Regions from separate parts of the Homo sapiens genome. Here all the other regions are linked to region 6. Evidence: chromatin contacts called from ENCODE Hi-C or POLR2A ChIA-PET data. All regions are on one chromosome and are shown on one strand. The core of a region is the stretch at or near the end of the contact, and the rest is flanking DNA. Distances in the headings are between cores, read along the strand shown.

Region 1 (3,226 bases), core at 1-2,500, 4.3 Mb after region 6:
AAATTTATCTTTGTGTGTAGAGTATGGAATTGAAACAGTTTGGATTATGGATTTTACCTAGATTGGACATTGTTGATTTTGTTTGGTGTAAATCTAAAGTGGATTTCTTCAGTGAGGGAGAGACATGGTTCTGGCAGATTATGTTGAATAAGGAAAGTTGATTGGATTTTTTTGGGTGTGTGAATATGCTTGTCTGAATGGAGTGCTTGGTAGGATATTGTTTCTGGAATTAGTAATTTGTTTCTGTGGATCTCATGGTTTTGATATTTAGGAGAATTTGCTTTGTGACATTACTTTGATAATTTGCAATCACGTATGTCCTATTGTTAATAACATTGTTGAAATGGGTGTATACTTACTTGATTTGAAATATAAGGGAAGTGTTGGGATATGTGTTTTCTGTTGGATTTGGACGTGGAGTTTCTTGGGTTACTGATTTAAAGGTGATCGTGTTTGGACCATACTCTTGAATTTTTGCCTGAATCAGTATGGGAAGTAAATATATTGTGATTATGAGAAGTTTCTTTGGGGGGAGGAGTGTAATATTTTCAAGGTTATATAATGGGTTAAAGAATTTTGTGAAAGAACAAAGAAAAATGGATATTCTTGAATAAAAATTGGTTGCATTAACTTTTGCTCCAGTGCAACTTGAACACTAGGGAGGCGCTCTTGAGTTGTAAAAGTTACCCCTTTCTTCCAGTGGAGATGGAAAATTCCCCCTTAAATTTTGTCTTTAGATTATTTTTAGGCATCATAAAGAAGGAAAAACTTGAATTTATATTATGAAATTAAGGTTTTACTTTTATTTAGCAATCATTTCACCCATTGGGGGATTAATTTTTAAAAAGATTAGTACTTAGCTGAGCTTTAGATTCTCTAAGAATTATCCCTTTTTCAAAATGGCTTGATAAAACACCACTTCCTGTCCAGGGAGGAAGTTATTTTAGCTCAAGGACTGAAATATTTAGCAGATCTTTAGACAAAAGGAACAAATTACATTTCTCTCTGGCTTAAAAAGGGTGCTTGAGCCAGAGGGGGTTAAGAAGCCCTCCCCCCTCCCCCTGTTGGGGTGGTCTGGAGGGGCAGGGAGGTGTGGGGGTGGGGGTCCTTAGGCTCCCTGGGATGGAGGATCTGTCTCTCTCTCTCTCTCTCCTTTTTTTTTTTTTGGTGGAGATGAAGGGGTGGGTCTATGGTACATCACCTGAGTTGTGGGGTAAATGTAGAGAGTGTCAATCAAAGGCAGAGCTCTCAGAGCTGGGAAGGAGGCTCTAGATGGCGGCTGTGCCTTAGAGAGAGCGCGCTCTGCTCCCTGCCTTTGCCTCACTTTACGCAACTTTCCCTAACTTTCGGGCAGCCTCAGGGGGCCCCCGTAGCCCCCTGCCTTTCCTAGGGACTTACTGGGGTCGATTCGAACCTTTTTTTGGGAGAAAAGCAGCTTTTAGGAGCTTTCTTTTCGTGCCTTGTTGGAAAGAAGCAGCCGTACTGAGAGCCCAGGTCGTTGTTTTTTCCAGCTTAGAAGCCATGGCGCACCTCCATTTTTGTGCGCTCTCCTAATGAGGTTTTTTTTCTTTCGGACCTGTTTTAGTATTAATTATTGCTTTATTTTTTTGACCAGTTAACATATTTGAGGGTTATTTTATTTATTTTTCGTTTTTTAACGGAGGATTTTGCCTTTATTTTTAATTATTTGGGATCTGATATTTTTCTACTAGTAGATAGGACTCTTGGTTTGGACATACTACATGGATCAGGTAAGTTCACGATCATTGGTGATAATTTTAAAGATTTATTTGTTTAAGTTTGCCTTGTTTTCTGTAAATACGAGAAATTCTTGGATGACGCAATAAGATACAGAGATTGTTATTTGTATCTAGTGTGCTACTTTGAGAAAGTTTCCTTATTGATAGTGATGCTTCCACTGTTCGGTTTATCCTGTTGTTTTTTCTTTTAAGGAAAAAATAGAAATATTTAGTTTTTTGGTGCTTACCGTTGTTGTGTTATAACAATATCGTTAACATCGTCAGGACTTTGTTCCTGATAATAAAAAGCATCGATAGAAGCCGGGACCTTACCTTTCTTTCAACTTTTGACAGTAAATACCTGGGCACAGGACTTCAAAGCAAACACAGATTCCCCCTCCCCCTTAATATTTAAGAATTAAAAGATGATGAGAAATAAGGACAAAAGCCAAGAGGAGGACAGTTCGCTACACAGCAATGCATCGAGGTATGAGCTATCAACTTTCTTCCTTTTTGTCTTTTTTTTTGGGGGAGAAACCTCAGCTTACAATTGTTTACCTTGACAGACATGGATTGCTGTCTGTTTTATTGTGTTTTTCTAATTTGGATTCGTTTTTTAAAGCATGACCTTGAGATTGCTAATATGCCACACCCTAATTTTTTGGTAGCAATTTATGAAAGTTGAGTTGTGACTTAAGGCCTCTTACAGCAGTCAAAAGGTAAGGTACCTTTATTCAAAGGGGCCTTTACTGTAATGTACAGTTTTTCTGTCAGTAAATTTCAGTTTTTAGGTTTTTGTACTGCAGAAAAATGACCTTGTCGGTTTAGCCATTGCTGCATTGCACCATTTTACATACAAGGCAAATTTTTTCTTTGAAGAATCCAGGATATCTAAACTTGTAACTGAGGGCCATAGAGAAGCCTTGTAGTAGTAAATTATAGTAAATAGACATATCAGAAAGTTATATGAATGAAAAAATGTACATTTAAAAACAAAATCACTTAAAGGACCCTTTGACTGATGCCTCTCAGTTTATATTTTTATGTGACTTTATATTTCTTTTGATACACTTGACATTTTAGGAAATTTTGATGTGATTTATCAAAACCTTTACTTGATGGTTAGAGTTCCTGCATTTATGAAATCAAATCTGTAATAACAGAAATCCTGGAATACTCTTAATATATACTTCTATTTTGTGTTTGTTACTGTGATTAATATTTGCAGTTGTATATTTTACATTTAAATTATTTTAAGGTTTGCATTTGTATGCTTAAGACATTGATTTCCTGTTGGTAGATGTATTTTATCCTCACAATTTAGATGTAGCTGCTTTAAATTTATTGATGTATTTCGACAGAGTCGTCTGGAATGCTTTATCTTCTGAAGCTTAAAAATGTACTGTTTGTGCAAATCATGATCTGTTTCACATTCCTTGGAGTACCTTGTTAGTGATGAAGTAATAAAGCCTCTAAGATGTTTTTGT
Region 2 (3,662 bases), core at 1-2,500, 3.6 Mb before region 6:
CAGCCCGCTACAGGATACGTGATGGACGCCCAGAGACACCGCCCTCCAGCTGGTGGGGGAGGAGCCCCAGCCACCAAGAAGTTAAGTGACTGGCCCAGTTCACACAGCAAGCTAGTGGCTGTGTGCGTGTCCGGGGTCCTCATGGGCCCCAGGCCTGCAATGCGTACGCCCCTTCCCCTGGCTCTGCCTTTGGGGTCTCGGACGCCCGACTAGCACTTTGGTTAAAATGAGAGGAGGACGGGCGCCTGCAGCCTGCCCGGTGCTGTAGCTTTGCGGCCGCCCCGGCGCCTGTGTAATCCGAGGCGTGGCGCGCCAGGTTTTGGCCTGCGAGGGAGCGCACGTGGGCTGCGGCTTCTCGCGGACGCCCAGGCCCCACCCACCCGGGACCCGGCGCGCGGCGCCCCAGTTTGACTTTCACTACCCCCAAAGGAGGTCTTTCCACCGGCCTCTTTTCTGGGTAACAGCTCCAGGGCTCACACTTGGTGACCCCACCGAGGTCAAGTAGCCGCTAAGTTACGGAGCCGGAATTCGAATTTGGCGGTCGGGCTTCTGGTGGCCTCGGGACGGAGGTGGCTGTGTGTCCCTGGGCAAGTCTCTTTCCTTCTCTGGGTAGCCCAGTCGGGCGCCCCGCCTGTCGTCGCCGCGCATGCTCAGTTGCGGGCGGCGTCCGGAGGAGGTGGCGGGCGCCCCAGCTGCTTTGCATTGACGCCAGCACCCGCTGGAGGTCACCGCTGGGGGCTCGGCGCGGCACGCTGCCGGCAAAACCCGGCCCGGATCACGGAGCCGGAGCCGGAGCCGTACCGCCAGCAACTCCTGGGTGCGCGCAGCCGTTTCTGCGCTTCTCGACGGTGCGGCCCCAGGCCCCGCTGGAGCCGAGCTGCTCCCCTCCCTACCCTGGCGGACGTGGCCCGGCCGCTCCGAGGGGTTTCCCTCGGACCCCGCGCCTAAACCCCGGCCAGCGGGAGCGTCTAAGGCTAGCCTTGTACCCCACCGGCACTCGGCCTGGGGGGGCTTTTCCGCGAGGCGGCGGCCCAGCGGGCGGAGCGGCGTGGGTGTCCACATCTAGGCGGAGTCTGGAGCCGGGGAGGCGGCGGCGGCGGCGGCGGGAGCGGGGCCGGGCGCGGCCGGGAGCTCGCCTCCCCCGGGGGTCGTGCCGCAGCTCGGCGAGGGCAGCGTGGCTCGCGCGGCGTGGACTCAGCCGCTCCTGGGTAAGGAGAGCGCAAATCTCCTCCCCCTATTTCCCCGGAAGCGCGGCCGAGGCGAGCCCGGCGATGTGAGAGGCGGCCGTCGGCTCCTGCCTCAGGAAGGGCATGTTCGGAGGGGCGGCCTCGGCACGCCACCCGCCTAAGCGCCCCCTTCCCACCGCAGCCGCCGCCGCCGCAGCGCCCGCACCGCGATAAAAGGGGCGGCCGCGTTTCCTGACGCGAGATCCGCGCTCGCCGCCGCCCGCCCAGGCGGCGATGACACGGCGCCCGCGGCGGCCCGGAGGCGCCGGGTGGGCCGTTTGCTGACCGGATCGCGGCTACCCGCCAGCGTGTCCGCGGCGCCGCCGCCAGCATGGGCTGTGCCCCGAGCATCCACATTTCCGAGCGCCTGGTGGCCGAGGACGCGCCTAGCCCCGCGGCACCGCCGCTGTCGTCCGGCGGGCCGCGCCTCCCGCAGGGCCAGAAGACGGCCGCCTTGCCCCGGACCCGCGGCGCCGGCCTCTTGGAGTCGGAGCTTCGCGACGGCAGCGGCAAGAAGGTAAGGGGCGCCGGGCACTCTGGGGCCGCCGCGAAACTCGGGCCCGGCCAGTAAGCAACTTTCCCGCAGGGGCCGGGCGGGGTCCCCCCCACCCGGCCTCGGTGCCCTCTTGTCCCGCTTTGGATGGTTCTGATTGACGCCAGTCTCCCGCCTTGCCGGGGCAGCGTTCAGAGAAGGACCGACCCAGGTCCCGCGACCCTGATTTCCTAGGGTTGCGATTAGGACGCCGCCTGTGTCGCGGCGTCGGTTTTTTGGACACATCCGACTCCCGGAGCGGCGGGGCCCGATGTGAAGTTGACTGAGGCGCTTGCATCAATTTCCTCTCCAAGAGCGGGTGTTTGAGGGAAACCCCCAGGATATTCTGGCGCGCCCCTGCAATGTTAAATCAGTGTGAACTTTGTTCTTTTCCTGTGGTAGAAAGGGAAGGGCGACTGGCCTCACCACTCTTTTCCCTCTGTCAGCTTTGCACATGCAGTTGCAGGTTACCATTTTCTTCGGGACTGCTAGAATGTAATCTGGAACATCAGCTTTGCTTCATTGCACATGTATTTGAGGTCCACGTTTATTAGCATACATACTGTATTTAAAGCATATGTAATTAGAAAATACTGTGAAACGCGATTTTTGAAGCATTCAGCAGAACAAAGTTAATCTTTTATTAAGCCGACTTACTGGGACATTTTGTGACTGGGGTTTTTTGTTTTTTTACATTGCGTGTCTTCTCCAGCGCATGTTGCCTTGGCTTATGTTTTGTCAAAGTTTCTGGGCTTAGTCTTTGTTGAGGTTTTCTAAAGGAAAGTTAAAAAGGAAAAAGAAAAACGTGATCATTAAGGCACACAGCAGCAGCTTTCCAGTTCTCTCATTTCAGAATTTAAAGCTGGAACTCATGCGTTGGTTTATGTTTTGTTAAACCAGTAAAAGACAACAACAACAAAATTCGTGCATGGCTGCAGATTGTTGGCTGTCATCCCTCTCATCACGACCAGTTTTTGAAAGAGTAATTTGCAAAATTTGTTTGATTTTTCCTTGCTTGCTGAGAACTGCTGAACCTCCGAAGTTTGAGGGATATAGTTTGATGTACTTTCTGTCTTACATTTCTAGCAGTCGTCATGATACTTTTTCTGTACGAAAGGGGAAAGTCTTTTTCAGTGTTGCATAACAGTTGATTTCCCCACCATTCCCATACCCTAAGTGAAAATTCAACTTTGTTCTGATTATCAGAAATTGAATTCCTTCTCCTATAGATTCTTTAAAGAAACCTCTGATGGTTTAGGCTTACTAACTCAAGGTGCTCTTAATATCAGTGTTAAGCTGTGTGTTAAGCCTACTTGGCTTTAAAAAAGTGTTACACAGGTGCATATGGAAACTTTAACAGCTTTCAAGTTTTCAGTCCAAATCTAACATTTTGCAGACTAATGTGATAATTTCAGATTACCAAAGTAGCCCTTTTATAGTGAGGGGCCTTTGTGTCTTACAGGCTTTTTTTGTGGTGGATTGGGTGTCCTAAAATTCACCTAGGTGTCTTGTAAGCCTCCCCAGTGCAGCAGCAGCTTGCTCTTGTGCTATCGCAGTGCCGTTAGGTCCCTGAGTTTTTAAGTACTTACTTCAACCATTCTTCTGTATTGGCAGACCATTGTCTTGTGTTGGGGGCTCAGAAAATACTTTCATCCTTAAAGTGCCTAACCCAGTGGCATACACATAGTAGGTACTAAATAAATGTTTACTGATTTCTTAAAAAATTGTTAACTGATTGATGAAACTTTTTCAGTCATTGGAATTTGATTTCATAAAGCCTCCTATGTAGACTTCAAAATAATAGTATTTCCAGAGCAGGAGTCAAATTATAAATTATAACACCACAACCACAGAAATAATAGCCCCATACTTGTTATTCATGAACTGTACATGTTGATATCTCA
Region 3 (3,322 bases), core at 514-3,013, 4.2 Mb after region 6:
GATGTGAGAAATTGAAGCTTTGAGAATTGTCATTTTGTAAGCACGCTGTAATAATTGTGTTCTCTACAAAAATGGAGAAATACTTAATCTTTGCAGGTTTTTATTAGCTTCGAAAAAGGGAATACAAATATTTTGATACCTGACTTTATTTTAAAGATACTGGCAAGCAAGGAAAGATACTCAGTTTGCTAAATTATAGCATAGATTTGAAAGACGGAAATTTTTTTTTGTTATTTTGATTCTTTCTGATTCAGAACCTGCGTGAGTTTCCATTCCTGGGATAGAGAGCCCTGCCAAAGCCAACTCAGTCTCCTGTTATTGCAGAAATTTAAAGGTTACTTGAGCTGATTGATACCAATTAAAATAAAAGCATCTACTGCCATTTTATTAAACGCCCTATTTAATCTCCACATCCCAAGTTCATTCTCTCTCTCTTTTAAGGCTATACATGGGCCTCAACATTCTCTCTTCTTCAGTATCAGCTGTCCTCATCCCTATTCAAAGTCAGAATGACTTGGAATCTATTCAGGGCTGCTACTTAATTGGATGAAGAAAGTACTCTGTTGCATGCTAACCTCCCAGATTTGAATTAGAACCAAGGTCCTGAATCTACACAAGACCTTTTTCCCTTTCCTTTCTGCATTTATTTCTTTTTTTTCTACATCTTTCTTTTTGAATTTTTTTTTTTTTTTTTTTCTGAGATAGAGTCTTGCTCTGTCGCCAGGCTGGAGTGCAGTGGTGTGATCTTGGCTCACTGCAGTCTCCAACTCTGGTTCAAGCAATTCTCCTGCCTCAGCCTCCGGGTAGCTGGGACTACAGGCATACACCACCATGCCCAGCTAATTTTTGTATTTTTAGTAGAGATGGGGTTTCACCATAGTGGCCAGGATGGTCTCCATCTCTTGACCTCGTGACCTGACCCCCTCGGCCTCCCAAAGTGCTGAGATTACAGGCATGAGCCACCGCGCCCGGCCTCTTTTTGAATTTTTTTAAAAAAACACCTAAAGTTTAGGAAAGTATAAGAGGCCAAAGAAACAAGAGTTCAAAGAAACAAGAGTGTTATACACGCACACTTGCAGAAAGGTAGTAAAATATCTGTATAGTTCTGGCTGTCAAGCTTTTGGACTGAGATATGCGTAAGCAAGGCAAAAAGATCCCATAGTCCAGGAATATCAACCAGTCCAGTTTCCCAAGGAAACTAAAAGTAACTGAAAATGAGAAGGGTGCCATATAGGAAAATTGAAGGTGGGGCATAATTATTAATACACTGCTTTGGAAATGCTGGTATGGAAGATTCATATATGGACTTCAAAGCATACATGTCTTATACTTAGCTATGGGAAAATTATCATCAAAATCTTCATTTATACAAATCACGGGTATTAGAAATAAAATCAGGTATTGTGTACAGTCAGATCCCAGGTTTACACAAACTAGAGGTTTCAATTAAGTTTCCTTCATTTTATAAAACCATGACACAAGCTGTAAATAAAGGAGCTCTGGCTTTAGGCCTTCTTCTGTTTATAGACAGTAAATTTTAATCCTCTGTCCCTGCAGACCAACTCAAAGCAGTAACCTTGGCTACCGTTGCCGCAGAAGAAACACACCCTGCAGATTTCCAGTTCTATATTCAGTCTTAGAAAATTGGTCATGTTGAAAGGGAAAAAACAATTTTACTTTGCCTCAGTTATTGACACCAAGAAGCACTCCTCAGCCTGTTCAGAGGGGAAACAATGAGTCATTCATGCTGTCAGCCCAGGTGGTGCATGAATTCCAGACAGAGGCCGCTGAATTAACCCGTGGAGGCGTCTCTCTGAGCAGAGCCCGCAATGCGCCTGCTTGGGGCTCCCTGCAGCCTCTGGGGGAGGCAGGGCGGCCCAGAGCAGGCCTGTGCTGGAAAGGAACGCGAAGCCCTGTAACCAAGCCTGTACCTCTGCAGTGCTAGTCCCAAGGGGCCTCCGAGCTGTTTGTCACCATGTGATTGGCTCAGGAGAGGGGTGGAGAAATGAAAACACTCTGCCCAGGATATATTTAGTTGAAGTGCAGCTGGGGAAGTGCTTAAACAAGGGAGCTTTTGTCCTTATGTTGAAGTGTTTTTCTTAACTCCTCAAGGGTGAAAAACTTGAGCCACGTACTGATCCCATTCCCCCCCACCACCCCCAATATATTTTCTCTTCTTTAGGAAATGCTCTTATTCTGAAACTTTAGAATTTTCTAGGGTTTGTTGCATAAGAGGAAACTGAATAATTCTGATGCAGAACTGACACAAAATTTAAAGCACAAACTTTTAGTGGGAGACACAGTTAAGAAATTCAAATAATTTCTTAACACATTAGAAGTTTGCATTCTTGCCATTAATTTTCTGTAAGTTCAAACTGGAAATTGGCTATTTTCAAACGGCTTTACTTGAACTAATTTATGGAGTTAAAAACATAATTAAGTGTTATAAGCTGACAGAGCCCTGTTTCACTCGAGCTGATTCACGGTTTCCAGTAATGAAAGATATCCTTCTGCGCTGCTGAGCACAGCTTCTTTGCAACAGATGACTGATGAGCCGTGTAACGGCTCCTGTTCACATCCTCCTCAAAAAATGGCTGAAAACTGCCACCTTGCTGCAAGGCTTTATGTAAATACTGTATATTAGGGCACATTATCTATTATTAAGAAGTAATGTGGCTGGGCACTGTGGCTCATGCCTGTAATCCCAGCACTTTGGGAGGCCGAAGCAGGCAGATCACCTGAGGTCAGTTCAAGACCAGCCTGGCCAATGTGGTGAAACACCTCTCTATGAAAAATACAAAAATCAGCCAGGCGTGGTGGCGCATACCTGGAGTCCCAGCTACTCAGGAGGCTGAGGCATGAGAATCGCTTGAACCCAGAGGGGAGGTTGCAGTAAGCTGAGGTTGCACCACTGAACTCCAGCCTGGATGACAAAAAAAAAAAAAAAAAAAAAATAGCAACACAGGAAATATTTTCCATGAAAATTCCATTTGCAGTTATGAAGCAGGGGCAAAAACTTCTGGACAAGAAGCCCGTGGTTTTGTTGATACTAGCAAAGCAGGCTGTAATAGTGCTCTCCAGAGAAACAGAACCAGTAGGATGTGCATATTTATAGACAAAGATTTCTCTCTCTCTCTTTTTTTTTGAGACAGGTCCTTGCTCTGTCACTCAGGCTGGAGTGCACTGGCGTAATCTTGGCTTCCTGCAGCCTCAACCTCTCCTAGCTCAAGCAATCCTCCTGCCTCAGTCTCACGAGAAGCTGAGACTACAGGTGCATGCCACCATGCCCAGGTAATTTTTAATTTTTTGTAGAGATGGTGTT
Region 4 (3,528 bases), core at 64-2,563, 4.7 Mb before region 6:
TGAGAATGATTTGCATATCACAGGATGAAAAGAGAGGCCCTAAGAACACTGATGAAACTCTCAGTTTTATTTTTGTGAAAATAACTGTTCCACTCTTGCTCTGGAAGTGAAGGTAGCCATAATGTGTCATCATATAATTTTTTCAGAAAAGAAAGCCAAAATATGAAACAATTTACAATTCATTCTCTGCCATTCTAAGAATTAGTGCATAAAGTTGGCATTACAACCACAATTATGTTCAAGATAAGATAACTTGATTTTATAATTTTTAATTTAAATTTTCAAGACTAAATCAAACATTTTCCCCCACTTTATCATGAAACCTGAGTTTCTTTTTTGAGTGGAATCACATAAAGTGGCCTTTTATGGTTTTTGTTCTCTGATAATATGAACTTGAGATTCTTGACCATTTACTTTTCAGTACTTGATGAATTTGTCCTAATCATGTGTAACTGCCACTGCCTTAATTCAGATATGTTTTACCTGAACTGTTTCACAAGTTTCTAAATGAACTCTTGACTCTCCTGTTTCCTGCTCTGATCCATGTGCACACACGACTATGAAAGATCTTTATCTTTCTAAGTTGCAAAATGACTGTGTGTGCCTCTGCATGAAACCTTCAACAACACTCCTTTATCTATGGATTAAAACCCACATTCTCTACTTTGGCATGTGTTTCTTTTGCCGGGGCTGCCATAACAAAGCACCAGAAACAGAGTGGCTTAAAGAACAGAAATTTATCATCTCCCAGATCTGGAGACCAGAAGTCCAAAATTAAGGTGTCCGCGGCGTTGATTCTTTCTTAGAGCTGTGAGAGAGCCTTGGTTCCATGGCTTTCTCCTGGCAGGTAACCTCTGGCATTCTTTGGCTTGTGAATGGCATTGTCCCTGTGATTTCATATTGTTTTCCTTCTCTGTGTCTTTGTGTCCACACTTCTCCTTTTCATAAGGACATCACTTATATTGGAGTAGGGCCTACTCTAATGACCTCCTCTTGATCATCTGCAAAGAACTTATTTCCGAATAAGGTCACAGTCACAAGTACTGGGGGTTATAACTTCCACATCTTTTGTGGGAAGGCAATTCAACCTATAACAGCATATAAATGCCTTTGTGACCCTGGATCCAACTCTTAAACCACATCTCCTGTCACCTCTACCACACACACACACACACACAGAGAGAGACAGAGAGAGACAGAGAGACAGAGACAGACACACACACACACAGAGAGACAGAGAGAGACAGAGAGACAGAGACAGACACACACACACACACACACTCAGACTCACCCTAAGGAACTTGCTCAGCAGCCACAGTAAATTATGCACCATGACCCACACTCCTGCTCATTCATGCCATTTGGACCTTTGCACACACTATGCCCTCTGCCTCTTAGAGACCTTCGCTACTATGACATTAGTTAATTCTCTCCCATAAAAGTAATCATTGGCTCACTTCTCACTGGTAAAATGAAGTTCAACAGAATGTGAGATAGGATCCTTACCTGAGACACTTGATAGCAAGGAACTCTCAAAAGTCAAAAGAAAATTGGAAATGGATCAGGGACATGGGATAAAGCCTCAGTTCCACGTCTCTCAAGGAATTTCAGGTGAGTTCCTTAGCTCTCTGGACCCTGTTTCTTAATATGAATAATGAAGAAAGGTGTTGGACTTTATGATCACCGAGGTCCCCTAAGCTCCAGTCTTTCATTTTTGAGTAGTGCTTTCAGGTTGCATTTTTCACTCATGTCTTCAAATTATGTCTAGTCCTTTTGTAACAATCCTTATGTCCATACCTGAGTAGTGTGACGTGCTTGGGGTTTTAGTTCTAAGGATGACAGCCTTGGTTTGACCTGCCCAGGAGGTCAAGGCAGGGTTGAGTTTAGTCAGTGCTCTTCCATTGCCCACCAAACCAGAACAAGATTTAGCAACAAATCTAGAAATTGTTTCTTAAATTTACTGAAGAAAGCTTACTGGTTTATTCATGCATCAGCCTGTGTACTGTATCCCCTTTCTCTCATCACTGTGCCTCAGCAAGAGTTCTTACACATTCTCTTCCTCAGCAATCTCTTGCCCACAGAGCTTCCAAGCTAGGAATAATAGAGCAGACAACATGTCTTGGCCACTTTGCAAAATTAAGAGTCTGTTTTTATGTGAAAGGAAATACTATTCCTCATTTCAAAGTTGCAAATTTAATAAACTTTTCAAAGGTTGAGAGTTATATTGGAAAAAAACCAGCAGAGACAAAGATTTGATGCCAAAATAAAGGTAAGTTTACAAAAATGTTTTAGGTTCTAGAAACTAGTGGTGTAGGAATAACAGGAACAGTGTGTTGCATAATATTTTCCATACAAATATTTACTGACTCCAAGGGCAATAGCAGTAAAATATTACCCCAGGGTGAAACTTACCACTGAGATTGGGTTGAACAGCCAGTGGATCTTTATTTACCCAAAGGCAAATGTATTTGATGTATTAGCCTGGGCTCTCCAAGGTGGGGTGTTGGATGTTTATTTGCTTTTATGGGGTTACTCCCCCTGATCTATCCTATAACTGCTGAGTGCCTGCTATTTATGGAGTTTGCTTTTTCCAGGAGAGAGCCAGCAGCTTGTAGAAGCATGCTGGGTTACATAATGGTCCTGCTAGTCTGAGGAGAGCCTTCTTCTCTAACAGGATTCAACACTGCTAGGGAAGAAAGGAGGAAAGCAAGAGGCAATAGTGATGTGTTTCTGTACCAGCTTGTTACCTATTTCTTGATATAAAAAACAATTCTTTATTGAGTTCATTGTCTGTGAATAAGAAATTGTTGCCCATTTCTTAAATAAAAACAGCTCCATCTCCAGTTCCTTGTGACTATAATTGATTTATCTAGCTATACACTTGCTCAAAAGATGATCATCCTGAAGTCACATCAATAAACTTACAAATTTAAGCTGAATTGTTTTAATCATGAAACAGAAACCTTCTGATTATTTAGCTATGTAGTCCAATTGTCATCCAAATATGACCCATGTATCTACTTTCGGTGACTTCACTCACATTCAAAACTTCTGGAATTTAGATATTATCAATTATAGTCTAAGTAATTGATAGACTTCCAATTAAGATGGTGTTGTAACATCATATTCTGTTCCAAATACAGATCAATGGTAGATGCAGTATAAAAGGGGGCCTATCAAAGACACAAGTAAGAAAACAACTACCTGGGCTAGGAAAGGAATGGAAACATGAGGTGGTGAATGGAGCTGCACTTGTGGTTATTTGGAGCTTGAGGTCCCAAAGCAATTGTAGCAAATGACAGTTCAGTTTCTAAGATAAAAGAAAAATAGTTGATGATTTGGGGAAAGGGAAGAAAATTAAGAAATATGGAAGTAACGTCAGAGAATGAAGATATGAAGTAAACTGTTTACTAAAACTTAGGAAAAAATATCCACTCCTAGTATCAAGAGAAACAAATGAAAATAAATCCCTACATAGATATGAAATAGTGAAACTACAGAAAATCAGGGACGATAAGAAAATCTTAA
Region 5 (3,516 bases), core at 1-2,500, 4.3 Mb after region 6:
AGAGAGCTACCTCTTTTTTTTTTCCCCATCCATTTCAGGAAAGTTTAGGTTTTCATTTTTTTCCTATGGTCTTCTTAGAGTTGTTTCCACGTTAAAGTAGGAAGAAGTAACGAAAAAAAAGTGAGATTTGCCGAAAGCAAATGAAACTTGTTTTGCCTGGTTCTCTGGAAGGAGGTTGAAAAGGTAGACTATGATTTTTCAGGTTCAAACTGCTACTCTAACAAACATTGTCCTACAGGGTGGAATCCAGTCAACCGGTATTGAGATTGATTCGCTAAGGCCTCAGGACACTGGACATTCTTTTTAATTGTTTTTTTTGATTTCCATGACGACAGCTCACAAGACACTAGACATTCTTTTAGGCTCTCAGGTAAATGCGCAACAGGCAGTCTACAAATCCACAAATAAATCGCATCTCAACTCGGATACTGGGGCTAGGGAATGTGCTGATGGTAAAACCATTGGTCCTGACTGTGTGACCTTCATGGAAGGCCTGGGTGCTTAGAACAAATATTTTGAGGATATGGCTGCTTGCCCAAGGGCTGTGGGCCTGTATCTTGTTTGCTCATCATCCTGTCAGTCATTTTTTTCTTTCCCTTTTTTTAAAGACAAAATCTGAACCTAGAAACACCGAAGCCAGAGCTTTTTCTAGACGCGAATCCACTATTTGTGCGACCCTGCACTAACCATTCTAGCCTGGCCTAGACCATACCAGGAACCCTCCAGCTAGCCTGGAGGGGTCCGCACTGCGGGGAAAAAAGCAACAGCTCAGCTCCAACCCCAAAGGTTCCATCACCAGCCAATCGTGGCCCGGGGCTTCTCAAGAAAACCAGAAACGCCTACGGACAGTGAATGGCACTAAGGCCAGCCTATCCGCACGAAGGAGGCGGAAGGGGTGGTGTTGAAATTAACCAATAGAATGGAAGAAGTTGTTGTTGGGAGGGAGGAAGACGCCAGCTAACGTGCGTGAGGCCGCTCCCGGATAGGGGATGCAGGAAGCTCGTGGAGCCAATGGCCGCGGCGGGCGGGCGGCGGCGCGCGTGCGCGTTGGCCCCCGGGCCTGCGGGCGGGAGGCGGGGATGGTGGGGGAGGGGAGCGGGCTGGAGCGCGGCGGAGCTCCTGCCGCCGCCGCAGCCGCTGCCGCCGCAGCGAAGAGGCCATGTTGTGTGGTGTGTGGGGCGGGGGGAGGAGGAGGAGGGAGTAAAGCCTAGAGAGGAGACGGGAGAGAGACACCACACACACGGCACAAGATGGCCGGAGAGGCAGCAGCACCCCGAGCTGTCAGGCGTTCCGCCGCGGCCGCGAGGCCCGCCGGCCGGCGGGGAGCTACGCCCGGACGGCCAGCAGGCCCGCGGGAGTGGGGCTGCCGCGGCTGAGGCGAGGCGGGCCGCGCGCGTCGGCGTCACAGCCCGCGGCAGAGGCGCCCAGGGCGGCCGGGCCCACGACGCCGAAAGCGCCGCTGCGGTTGCCGCCTCGGAGGCTCCCCCGGGCCCCGGCGGCTGGACCCGGCGCGGGCGGGAGGCTCGGGCGGGCGGTCCGGCCCGGGACTCGGGTTTGGGCGACCAGGAGGTGCCGGTGGCCGCGCTCGGACCCGGTGAGTGGCTCCCTAGCTCCTTTTATTGTCCTTTGTCCTTGGGAGGAAAAGCAAAATGTCCTTGAGCGCGCGAGCAGGAGGGGGCGGCGGGCCGGGCCTCGCCGCTCGGCTCTTCTCGCACTGCCCCTCCGTGGTCGGGGGCCGGCTCTCGCCGGCGGGATGCGCCTCGGTGCCCTGGGCCCGAGTCGTAGGGTCCTGGGGTAGGGGGCACGCGGGGCCCCGCTGCAGAGCCCGCGGGCGGCAGGTGGGCGGGGGGCAGCCTCGTCGCCGGGACTGGATCCGCCGGGAAAGGGGCGGCGGGTGAATGCCGGCGAGAGCCCGAAGGGGATCGGGCGTGGAGAGCCCCTTTCTGTCCTGGTGAGTTATTTTGATATTTAGGGTAAAAAAATCCCTTTCAGGTTCTCCAACGGAGGAGCTTTTTAACCTCTTTCCGGTGAGGTGGGAACTCATCTTCATGATCGAATTTAAAAGAACAATGGAACCCTGACTACGTTTCAACAAAAATAAAACTTGTTTTTTTCCCTCCTATTGGGTGTTGGCTTTTAACTCTTTCAAAGCCGATTTTGAAACGGCTGCAGTGATACATGCGAAGGTACTTGCTGCTTATTAAACCTTTATGACGTTAAGGTTGTCTTTGAAAAATGCAAGTTGGAGGAGTGCTTCTGGTATTTCAGAATTACGAAGACAAGTTTACTGTGTCGTCAAGGCTGTTTAATGGAAATAGATTTGATAATTACGGTGCTAGCTAGCTGATGACGTTTGGTTAATGTAGTTTATTTTACCGAGTAATGACGCCAAGATCATTTGATCTCCTGATATTTAAATATGATTAAATACACTGTTTGGTACTTTTTAAAAAGGTCTCAAGGAGCCGTTATCTGCAACTTCTCACACCTGAATGTTAGAACGTACTTGGGTCAATTCCTAGTCTTTAAAAGTTCATAATTTAATTATTTTTAAGAATTTATATTATCACAAGCCATGATCGAAAAACTTTCACAAAAGAACATTCTGACACCAAATCTCTTCCTGAAGTTACTTTCTCGTAATGTAAATATGAATAAAGTAGGACTGCTCTCGGTAATGGGCGATGAAGAGGAGCCATATTTGTTGCATTTGTTGCATGTATAAAAATCTAGATATGCTTAAAACGGAACAGTATTTTAAAAGTACAGGTTTCATAAAATTTAGTAGAGTTCTCTGTATAGTCTCTAATCTTAGAAAAATGTTGGAAGGGTAATTTTTAAGTGTAGTGGTTTGAAGAACAAACCAGAAGCGCACAAACCTTTGTGTATTTTAGAATATATTTGTCTTCATTCTGCGGAGCTCTTGTGTTGTAAAGGTGCAGAACTACGTAAAAATAGTGTTGGGCAGACTTACATAGTACATCTGAAATCAGATACTGGTTTATTCGACCATATTTCTAAGGGCATTTTTCCAGTAAAATTGTTTTATTTTTTGAGTAGCCTTCCTATAGTGGTACATGTTACATCAGTTGCGCATATCTTGATTTTACAGAATCTGTCTTAAGTACCAATTTTGGTTTTTCAAATCAATGTTTCTGAAATTTTTGAACACTGAAAGTGGTTTTAAATGAATATTCTGAATCTAGTTCTTTAGAATCCTCTTTGAATTGTGAAATGCAAAATAATTGTTAGCAGTTTAACCTGAAAGATCTTTTTACATGATAAATGGGGGAGGAGAAAGACTGAAATGAAAATGTTGAAGACCCTGATTTGAAATTGAGTGTAAAGGTCTAGATACTGTAAGTTTTAGAGTAGCTTTAGAGACAAAGCTAGTATCCCACTTGGTGAGATCAAGTAACTTGTGGTTTAAAATTTAAAGTAACCAGTGGCCATTTTAACTTCACTAATTTCTCTTGGAGGAGCTAATTTTTAATTGCTCATGATTGTAAAACATAC
Region 6 (3,748 bases), core at 903-3,402:
AGAATTGCCCTATTGTTTCTCCTGGAGACTTTTATTTCCCAAGGTAATGCAGCAGAGCAAGATTTAGAACAGGTGCAGTGTGAATTGCCTTTGAAAAGTGGGAGACAGCTGGTTACACATGAGGAGAGGGAAGCTGAACCCCAAAGACCCCAGGCATATTCTGAGGCCCAGCACCATGGAAGCAGAGGATCTGGATATTGACTCTCTTAAAACTCTCCTTGGTTGGGTGTGGTGGCTCACGCCTGTAATCCCAGCACTTTGAGAGGCCAAGGTGGGTGGATCACGAGGTCGGGAGTTCGAGACCAGCCTGACCAACATGGTGAAACCCCATCTCTACTAAAAATACAAAAATTAGCTGGGCATGGTGGCACGTGCCTGTAATCCCAGCTGTTCCTGAGGCTGAGGCAGGAAAATTACTTGAACCCGGGAGGCACATGTTGCAGTGAGCCGAGATTGTGCCACTGCATTCCAGCCTGGGTGACAGAGTGAGACTCCATCTCAAAAACAAAAACAAACAAAACAAAAAAAACTCTCCTTGCCCCAGATTTACCTCCCACAGTCCCCATGCCTGAAGACCGCTGTCCTATAACCCCTTCCCCTCTGCTCTCTGATCAACGCTGCCTCCTAAGTAGCATTTGAATCTGTCATTTCAAATGCTACTTAGGTGGGGAGCTCTTTATCCTCCACACCACTCTGGACATCATGATCTTCCAAATTTCCACAAACACTCCCCCACTCCTTTCTCCAGTCCTCATCCATTCCTCTCTATGCTGCAGCCAGAACAAGTTTTTTCAAATGCAGATTCACTGGTAAACTATCTATGGCTTAAATCCCTCTGCCTCCCCAAAGCCTTCAGGGGCCTGGGTAAAAGGATTGATCTCTCTTGTGACCTCATCCCTTGTCCTGCTTCCCTCAAATTTGTACTCCCATCAGAAAGAGCTCCTAGCTTATTTCTCATCACAGGTACGTTTCCAAATCACTTCTGCTTGCAAAATGTGAACTAAGAGAAGTCAGACTGCTTAGGTAAGGATCTTTGGATTCTAGGTGTTTCTCCTTAATTTAAGTGTCAATTTCCTTAACTGTAAAACTGAAATAATAGTAAGGTCATTGTACAAATTAACTGAGTATTTTGCCTGGCACATCATTCGTGCTCACATAATACGTGTGAACTGTTTATTATTGTTCTTGTTATTACTCATGTTACACTGAATTTTCTTTCTTTCTTTCTTTCTTTTTTTTTGAGACGGAGTTTTGCTCTTGGTGCCCAGGCTGGATGGAGTGCAATGGCGCGATCTCGGCTCACTGCAACCTCCGCCTTCTGGGCTCAAGCGATTCTCCTGCCTCAGCCTCCCGAGTAGCTGGGATTACAGGCTCCCGTCAACGCCCGGCTAATTTTTGTATTTTTGGAGAGATGGGGTTTCATGTTGGTCAGGCTGGTCTCAAACTCCTGACTTCAGGTGATCACCTGCCTCGGCCTCCCAAAGTGCTGGGATTACAGTCGTGAGCCACCGCGCCCCGGCCTCATGTTGCACTGAATTTTCTGTTAACCTTGCTGTTTCCCTGCTGTTAGATAAACAACTCAGGATGCTTATGTGTTTATTGTGTGCATCCCACTGCCAAGCCCACGTAGGAACTTAATACTTAGGAGTCAAGTGTTGCAAAAGAATAAATGAAAAAGCAGCGCTGACGGAGGAAACCTGACTTTCAAAGTCTCTCTTTAGTGCCTACTGTGTATATTATTTCCTTGAATCCCAGAACACCCGAGGAGGTAAGGGCCGATGTTCCCAATCTGCAGATGTGGGTGTACTCAGTAAGTCATTCGGCCTTTGGTGGTACCAGGCTTACAGGAGCCCACATCCCGACCCAGGTAGAGGAGTGGATTGGAGCCGGGGAACACTGATGGGACCGGGCAGGGACGACAGGAGGTCAGTCTCCCTTCCCTTCTCTTTAAAATTTCCCGCCAGTATGGCCGGCTCGCAGCACGAGTTACGCCCTCTTCAGGAGTCCCTCCCCTTCTGCTCTCGCCCGCCTCCCCGCTGCCAGGCAGGCTCGACCAATCAGAAGAGGTCTTGGGCGGGCGCTGCCGTCCAGCGAGCCAATAGGCGGGCAGTCGGAGCCGGGCTTGCCCGGGCATGTGGGAGCTGCCGGCTTTCCGGACGCCACGTGCAGACCGGAAGAGACACGCGGGGCTTCAGGTGAGATCCAGGACCCTGCACCGGGGCGGCGGGGTCGGGCGGGCTGAGGCCGCGTGTCCCGGGTCGCAGGTCCCCGCGCGTTGTTTCCGCCCCGGCCTGCGGCGGGGACGCCTGAACTGGGCTGACCCTGCCCTACCGGCCCGCAGAAAAGCAGGCCGGGCGCCGCCTGTCTCCAGCCCTCGCTCTGCTCGGGGGTCCAGGGCCAGAGGGGGCGGCGCTGGTCGTTGGGACTCGGCCCAGCTGCCGCGGCCAGCAAGTGACCAACGCCCGAGTCCTTCCCGGTGAGATCAGGCCTCCCACGCGTCACGCCTGGGAGAACGCCAGCCGGCGGGGAGGTCGTGCCAGGATAGCAGACTTTAGTTGTTGTCGTTGTTCCGTGGACTTTTTAGCAGCACAGGGGACCTTATCGAGCCAGGTTTTTTCAGGTTTGGGCGATTATCAGAATTGTGGCTTGAGGGTAGGGGTCGTCCGCGCTCTTTTTAAAAATCTAGATTCTCAGGCCCCTTTCCCCAAAATAGCAATTAGGACGGTGTGGGAGTGGGCCTGAAAATCAGCCTTTCATCAGATGTCATATGGTAATTAACTACATTTGGGAAGCCCTTATCTAATTCACAGCCCTCGGTTGATGGTGAAGAGACGTGACTTGCCCCAGATCATCTAGCTACTTAGTGCCAGAGGAGGGTCTAGAACTGCCCTCTGCCCTCTTGATCAGCCAGCAGGTTGGTGGCTCTCATGCCACCGAGGATTCTGACTTCTTGGTTCCTTTGGGGCCTTTGCTCCATTGACTCTGCAGCTGGGACCCTTTCTTTAGGCCAGACCCCCTCCCTGCCTGAAGGCCGGGTGTCTGACCCCCAGAGCGCTGGGTCCAGGCTAGAGAAAGGCTTGTGTTTGTCCTTGTTGAAAGGGTTGTTTTATCTGAGCGGAACTTCTCTCCAGCTTCACTGAGCTACATTTGGGTCCCCAAAGAGGTGTGTCCTTGATGACTGTTGGTTTTGACGTGTCAGCATGTAGCAGGAGGAGCCGCGGACAAAACCCCACAGAGGTAGTGAAGGAATTGGCTTTTAATCAGCTGGAAGCATCGGCAGACTAGCATCTCAAAATCCGAGCTTGTTGAGTGCACAGTTTCTGTCCCTTTTAAGGACTCACAACACTAAAGATTTTACAAGAAAGGGCCATGATTGATTGAGCAATCTAGGGGGTATGTGACAGGGACTGCATGCACCGGTAGTCAGAGTGAAACAGAACAGAACAGAACAAGAGATTTCACAGTGTCCTTCTATACAATGTCTGAAATCTATGGATAACATCGGTTGCTAGGTCATGGGTTTAATTTTAACTATCAGGCTAAGGTCAGGCAGGCCCAGGCCTGGTTTTGGGTCTGGTTTTGGGTCTGGTGCGTGGCGCCGGGCTGCCTGCCTTTGGTTTTGCTTCCTTGTTTCTTCTTAAAACAGGTACTGAGTATAAAATAATACAGAACAATATGAGGGGGAGGTCTCTTTCTCTCTTCTCTTAAGCAAGGTCAGGGTGTTTGGAAAAGGACTACTTTCCTCTCT
Region 7 (3,434 bases), core at 601-3,100, 3.9 Mb before region 6:
AATTAGGGCCGGGTGCGGTGGCTCATGCATGTAATCCCAGCACTTTCGGAGGCCGAGGCGGGTGGATGACCTGAGTTCAGGAGTTTGAGACCAGCCTGACCAACATGTTGAAACCCCATTTCCACTAAAAATACAAAATTAGTCAGGCATGGTGGCGCATGCCTGTAATCCCAGCTACTCGGGAGGCTGAGGCAGGAGAATCGGTTGAACCCAGGAGGCAGAGGTTGCAGTGAGCCGAGATTGTGCCATTGCACTGCAGCCTGGGCAACAAGAGCGAAACTCTCTCTCAAAAAAAAAAAAAAAAAAAAAAAAAAAAAAAGCCAGGCATGGTGGCGTGCGCCTGTAATTCCAGCTACTTTGAAGGCTGAGGCTGGATTATCACTGGAACTCTGGAGGTAGAGGTTGCAGTGAGCCGAGACCACGCAATTGCACTACAGCCTGGGCTGCGAGACCGAAACTCCGTCTCCAAAGACAAAAAAAAAAAACAAAAAACAATCAACTTTTCCCTTTACTCTTTTGCAGAGAGGGAGGGTCTCGCTATGTTGCCCAGGCTGAACTCAAACTTCTCGGCTTAAGGGATGCTTTTGCCTCAGCTTCCACAGTAGGACCCAACTTTCTCCTTTACTCTTGGTACTTCTTGAGCTCCAGGCCTACTTTTCTCTCTCTCACTGCCAAACATTTGAAATCATCACCCTTTATTAACTCCATTGCTTCATTGGCTAACATACTCTTTAGACAAGCTCTTCAACTCAGTTCTGTGCCTGGTGCACAGCAGGCTCCGGCTGCATGTTAGTTCCAGCCATCTTGCACATTTGCATCTCCTTCCTGGAGAAGGAATTTCTCCATGGTTAGCAGTGTGTGCTCACTCCTAGTCACCAGGGCCTCATCTCCGTGTTCCCACACCCTGACCTTGCTGCCGCCCTAATGCTGCGGACCCAGTTTCCAGGTACGCCGGGTTCTTGGAAGGTCCTGCCGGTCACCCTCCCAGCCTTCTGCCAGACTCACTGAGTTCTCACCCTGCACAGTCATCGTTTCCCCAGTAACCCTGAGAGATCTCCCAGTCTACCTCTTCGAGGCACCCGTTGCCAGTCCTCCATCTCTGTTTGCCGCGCGTCCCTCGGTTACCCCAGAGGCAACACGTCAGGCTGCCCCGCACCTCCAAGCCTGCGCGAATGTCCTTGTAGCCAGCTATGACCAAACATTTAGGGCGCACCTGAGCGCCAGGCCCACGCCACCCCTGCTTGCTTTCACTTAACAGCCTCGACTAGGCCCCCTATGCGCCAGGTCTCAGTGAAGAGGACGCAGTCCCGGGTCCTGGGCGCTCTTTGCCGGGCGAGACAGCTGCGTAGGCAGATCCTGTTCCTCTAGTGGGCGGCCTCGGCCCCTGCCCCTGCCCCGAGGCGCGTCAGAGGACAAGAGGCCCAGGTCGCTGGCAGCGGCTGCCTGCCCGACCGCACAGGGTGCCTAGCACGGGTGGCGGGGACTGGAGCCGGGCGGGGGCCGGCCGGGGTCGGGGGTCCAGCCCTGAGCGGCGCCGTCCCCGCCCCGCCCCGTCCCGTCGCGTCCCGCCCCGCCCTACCCGCCGCCGCCGTCGTCGCCGTCGCCGGGCCTGCGCCGCGCAGCCCGCCTCGGGCGGGAGGCGGGAGGCGGGAGGCCGGGCCCAGGCCGGGGCAGCCCCTCCACCGCACCGTCCTGGGCCGGTGCCCAGGTCCGAGTCGCCTTCCGCCTGCCCCCCCCCCCCCCCAATCCCCCGCCGCGGCAGCCCCAGCCAGGTCCCGCCGCCAGGCCGGCTCCCGCCCCCGCTCCGCCCCCGGAGCCGCAGCCCCGCCCGCCATCGCCGTCGCCATGTTGTGGCTCCCGCAGCCGGCGCTGGGGACGCGCGCGGCCGAGACTCTGGCCTGCAGTCGCCGCCGCCGCCGCCAGGTAAGCGCCCCCCGCGGGCCGGGCCGAGCGGGGCCTGCGGGCCGGGGCAGCCCCAGCCTGGGCCCGGGAGGATCGCAGCCGGGACCGAGTCCGAGCCCGAGCCGGGGCCCGGCCCTGCAGCCTGGCGGACCCTGGCCGCCGCCAGAGGCGGCAGCCACTTCCCCCGACCGCCGCCTGGCGGGCCCGGGCCGCCACCCCACCCCGCCCCCGGCCGTCGGGCGCCGGCCCCTTCCGCCGCTGCGACCGCCGCTGCGACCGCCGCTCCTTGGCAGGCCGGGCACGCTGCTGTCCTCCGCGCTGGGCGGGACGTGCGGCCGCCCTCGGCGATAGCCGGCGGCCCCCAGCCCGGGCACGGATAACGGTGCCACTTTCTCCCTCTGGGACGGCCTGTCAGCCCGACCGTCCCCGCCGCCCGAAGAGCTGTCGCCGTCACAGGGCAGACACTTCGGGGAACGACCCTCTTTGGCGCTCCTCAGTACTCCCCTCCCCTGAGCCCAAGTTCTGACCCTGAGGAAGGTTTCTCCCGGAGCAGACAGGTATTCCTAGAGCTCCAGAGTTGGGGTCCTCAGGGGTGACCAGGCCTGTTGATCAGGGTGAAAATTGTCTCTCTGCAAGGGCTCTTCCTGCCAACGAGGGGGTTGGCGGGAGGCTCAGTGTGACCTGAGGGAGGACAGGAGAGCGTCTGCTGGACAGATGGCCTCCTGGCCTTGGATCAGCGTTTGTGAGGGGGAGGGGTCCGTATGACCTTAGGTATGCCTGCTCCTGAGTACTGCAGGATTATTGAAGCTGTTTAGGGATTTTAAACCATTTTTTGAGTAGGCCAAAGGTGGCATTAAAGGTCCTGGATTGGAATAAGTCCACAGGCCCACCCAGGGAAGCATGTTTGGCATCCAGGACTAGTCTAGAATAGGACTGGCAGTAGAAGAATGGGACTTGGGGAGTAAGACGGTATTTGGCTTATGGTTTGCCCACTTGAGTTCAGGCCTGTGCTCATGGAGGGCCTGTAGGGTGCTTCTGTCGCGGGTGCAGTGTGGTGCACAGTGTGGCAGAGTGCGGAGGATGTGGACAGACAGATTCCTGGCCTGGTGGATGCTTGGTGGTATTTTAGTAGTCTGTTTCCTCAACCTCACTGTTACGTTACACAGTGAAAGGGGCAGAAGTGTGGTGCTAGTGCGTCCATTTTGATCATTTTCCAATTTTTCAACTAGTTGTGGCTTTGATTCATTAAATAAATTTTTACTGAGCACTTACTCTGTGCCAGGCACTGAGCTAGGTGTTGGGAGTACATTGGTAAGCCAGAAAGATACCATGTTTTAGTTCTTAGCCATTGGGAAAGTCTAATAATTAATAGTCGTGGCCGGGCGCGGTGGCTCGCGCCTGTAATCCCAGCACTTTGGGAGGCCGAGGCGGGTGGATCGCCTGAGATCAGGAGTTCGAGACCAGCCTGACCAACATGGTGAAACCCCGTCTCCACTAAAAAAATACAAAATTAGCCGGGTGTGGTGGTGCAT

Evidence for each region. A loop is a pair of places that touch in the nucleus more often than their neighbours do. ChIA-PET counts read pairs that join two places held with the same protein, here RNA polymerase II (POLR2A). Pooled maps may share reads with other maps.
Region 1: a pooled map shows a loop between it and region 6 (4-fold over the local background). The contact joins the promoter of CHD2 here to the promoter of AEN in region 6. A Hi-C loop is called at or near these places in 1 of 168 maps with a recorded cell type or tissue (naive thymus-derived CD4-positive, alpha-beta T cell), 5 of 37 single-sample maps with no recorded cell type and 12 of 50 pooled maps. POLR2A ChIA-PET finds 5 or more read pairs at or near these places in 1 of 52 experiments (Panc1).
Region 2: a loop to region 6 is called in a map of CD8-positive, alpha-beta T cell, with 16 times the contacts of the local background. The contact joins the promoter of PDE8A here to the promoter of AEN in region 6. A Hi-C loop is called at or near these places in 2 of 168 maps with a recorded cell type or tissue (CD8-positive, alpha-beta T cell and naive thymus-derived CD4-positive, alpha-beta T cell), 1 of 37 single-sample maps with no recorded cell type and 10 of 50 pooled maps.
Region 3: a loop to region 6 is called in a pooled map, with 5 times the contacts of the local background. The contact joins the enhancer-like site here to the promoter of AEN in region 6. A Hi-C loop is called at or near these places in 3 of 37 single-sample maps with no recorded cell type and 6 of 50 pooled maps. POLR2A ChIA-PET finds 5 or more read pairs at or near these places in 3 of 52 experiments (CD4-positive, alpha-beta T cell, activated T-cell and naive thymus-derived CD8-positive, alpha-beta T cell).
Region 4: a pooled map shows a loop between it and region 6 (7-fold over the local background). The contact joins the enhancer-like site here to the promoter of AEN in region 6. A Hi-C loop is called at or near these places in 3 of 37 single-sample maps with no recorded cell type and 3 of 50 pooled maps.
Region 5: a pooled map shows a loop between it and region 6 (8-fold over the local background). The contact joins the promoter of CHASERR here to the promoter of AEN in region 6. A Hi-C loop is called at or near these places in 1 of 168 maps with a recorded cell type or tissue (CD4-positive, alpha-beta T cell), 1 of 37 single-sample maps with no recorded cell type and 8 of 50 pooled maps. POLR2A ChIA-PET finds 5 or more read pairs at or near these places in 2 of 52 experiments (CD4-positive, alpha-beta T cell and activated CD4-positive, alpha-beta T cell).
Region 7: a pooled map shows a loop between it and region 6 (5-fold over the local background). The contact joins the promoter of ZNF592 here to the promoter of AEN in region 6. A Hi-C loop is called at or near these places in 2 of 37 single-sample maps with no recorded cell type and 10 of 50 pooled maps. POLR2A ChIA-PET finds 5 or more read pairs at or near these places in 2 of 52 experiments (CD4-positive, alpha-beta T cell and activated naive CD4-positive, alpha-beta T cell).

What each region holds. Positions count from the first base shown.
Region 1 is chr15:92,899,074-92,902,299 of GRCh38, forward strand. It overlaps CHD2 (chromodomain helicase DNA binding protein 2), which reads left to right and starts at 1,251. Exons shown (of 39, transcript NM_001271.4): 1 at 1,251-1,751; 2 at 2,094-2,226. The coding sequence starts at 2,165. RefSeq lists enhancers at 1,270-1,339, 1,380-1,589.
Region 2 is chr15:84,980,606-84,984,267 of GRCh38, forward strand. PDE8A (phosphodiesterase 8A) reads left to right here and starts at 1,251. Exons shown (of 22, transcript NM_002605.3): 1 at 1,251-1,743. The coding sequence starts at 1,558. RefSeq lists silencers at 313-362, 683-1,172 and an enhancer at 900-1,432.
Region 3 is chr15:92,830,053-92,833,374 of GRCh38, forward strand. No RefSeq gene overlaps it. Among named protein-coding and RNA genes, the nearest start is that of CHASERR, 51 kb to the right of the region's middle. RefSeq lists enhancers at 1,637-1,686, 2,067-2,266, 3,023-3,082. Within about 2 kb of position 1,764, at least 41 of the 41 ENCODE cell types and tissues checked have a DNase peak (open chromatin) inside an H3K27ac peak, as active enhancers do; they include CD4-positive, alpha-beta T cell, where a contact is called at or near this core.
Region 4 is chr15:83,928,523-83,932,050 of GRCh38, forward strand. The region is part of intron 17 of ADAMTSL3 (ADAMTS like 3); the gene reads left to right. Among named protein-coding and RNA genes, the nearest start is that of ADAMTSL3, 280 kb to the left of the region's middle. RefSeq lists an enhancer at 1-36. Within about 2 kb of position 1,314, at least 2 of the 41 ENCODE cell types and tissues checked have a DNase peak (open chromatin) inside an H3K27ac peak, as active enhancers do.
Region 5 is chr15:92,881,593-92,885,108 of GRCh38, forward strand. CHASERR (CHD2 adjacent suppressive regulatory RNA) reads left to right here and starts at 1,251. Exons shown (of 6, transcript NR_037601.1): 1 at 1,251-1,594; 2 at 1,993-2,186. RefSeq lists enhancers at 578-667, 1,093-1,734 and silencers at 978-1,107, 1,728-1,977.
Region 6 is chr15:88,619,188-88,622,935 of GRCh38, forward strand. AEN (apoptosis enhancing nuclease) reads left to right here and starts at 2,153. Exons shown (of 4, transcript NM_022767.4): 1 at 2,153-2,195. RefSeq lists enhancers at 1,361-2,034, 2,035-2,708, 2,038-2,197, 3,684-3,748 and a silencer at 2,218-2,407.
Region 7 is chr15:84,746,742-84,750,175 of GRCh38, forward strand. ZNF592 (zinc finger protein 592) reads left to right here and starts at 1,851. Exons shown (of 11, transcript NM_014630.3): 1 at 1,851-1,923. RefSeq lists enhancers at 1,003-1,302, 1,375-2,214, 2,743-2,822 and silencers at 1,373-1,792, 1,853-2,342.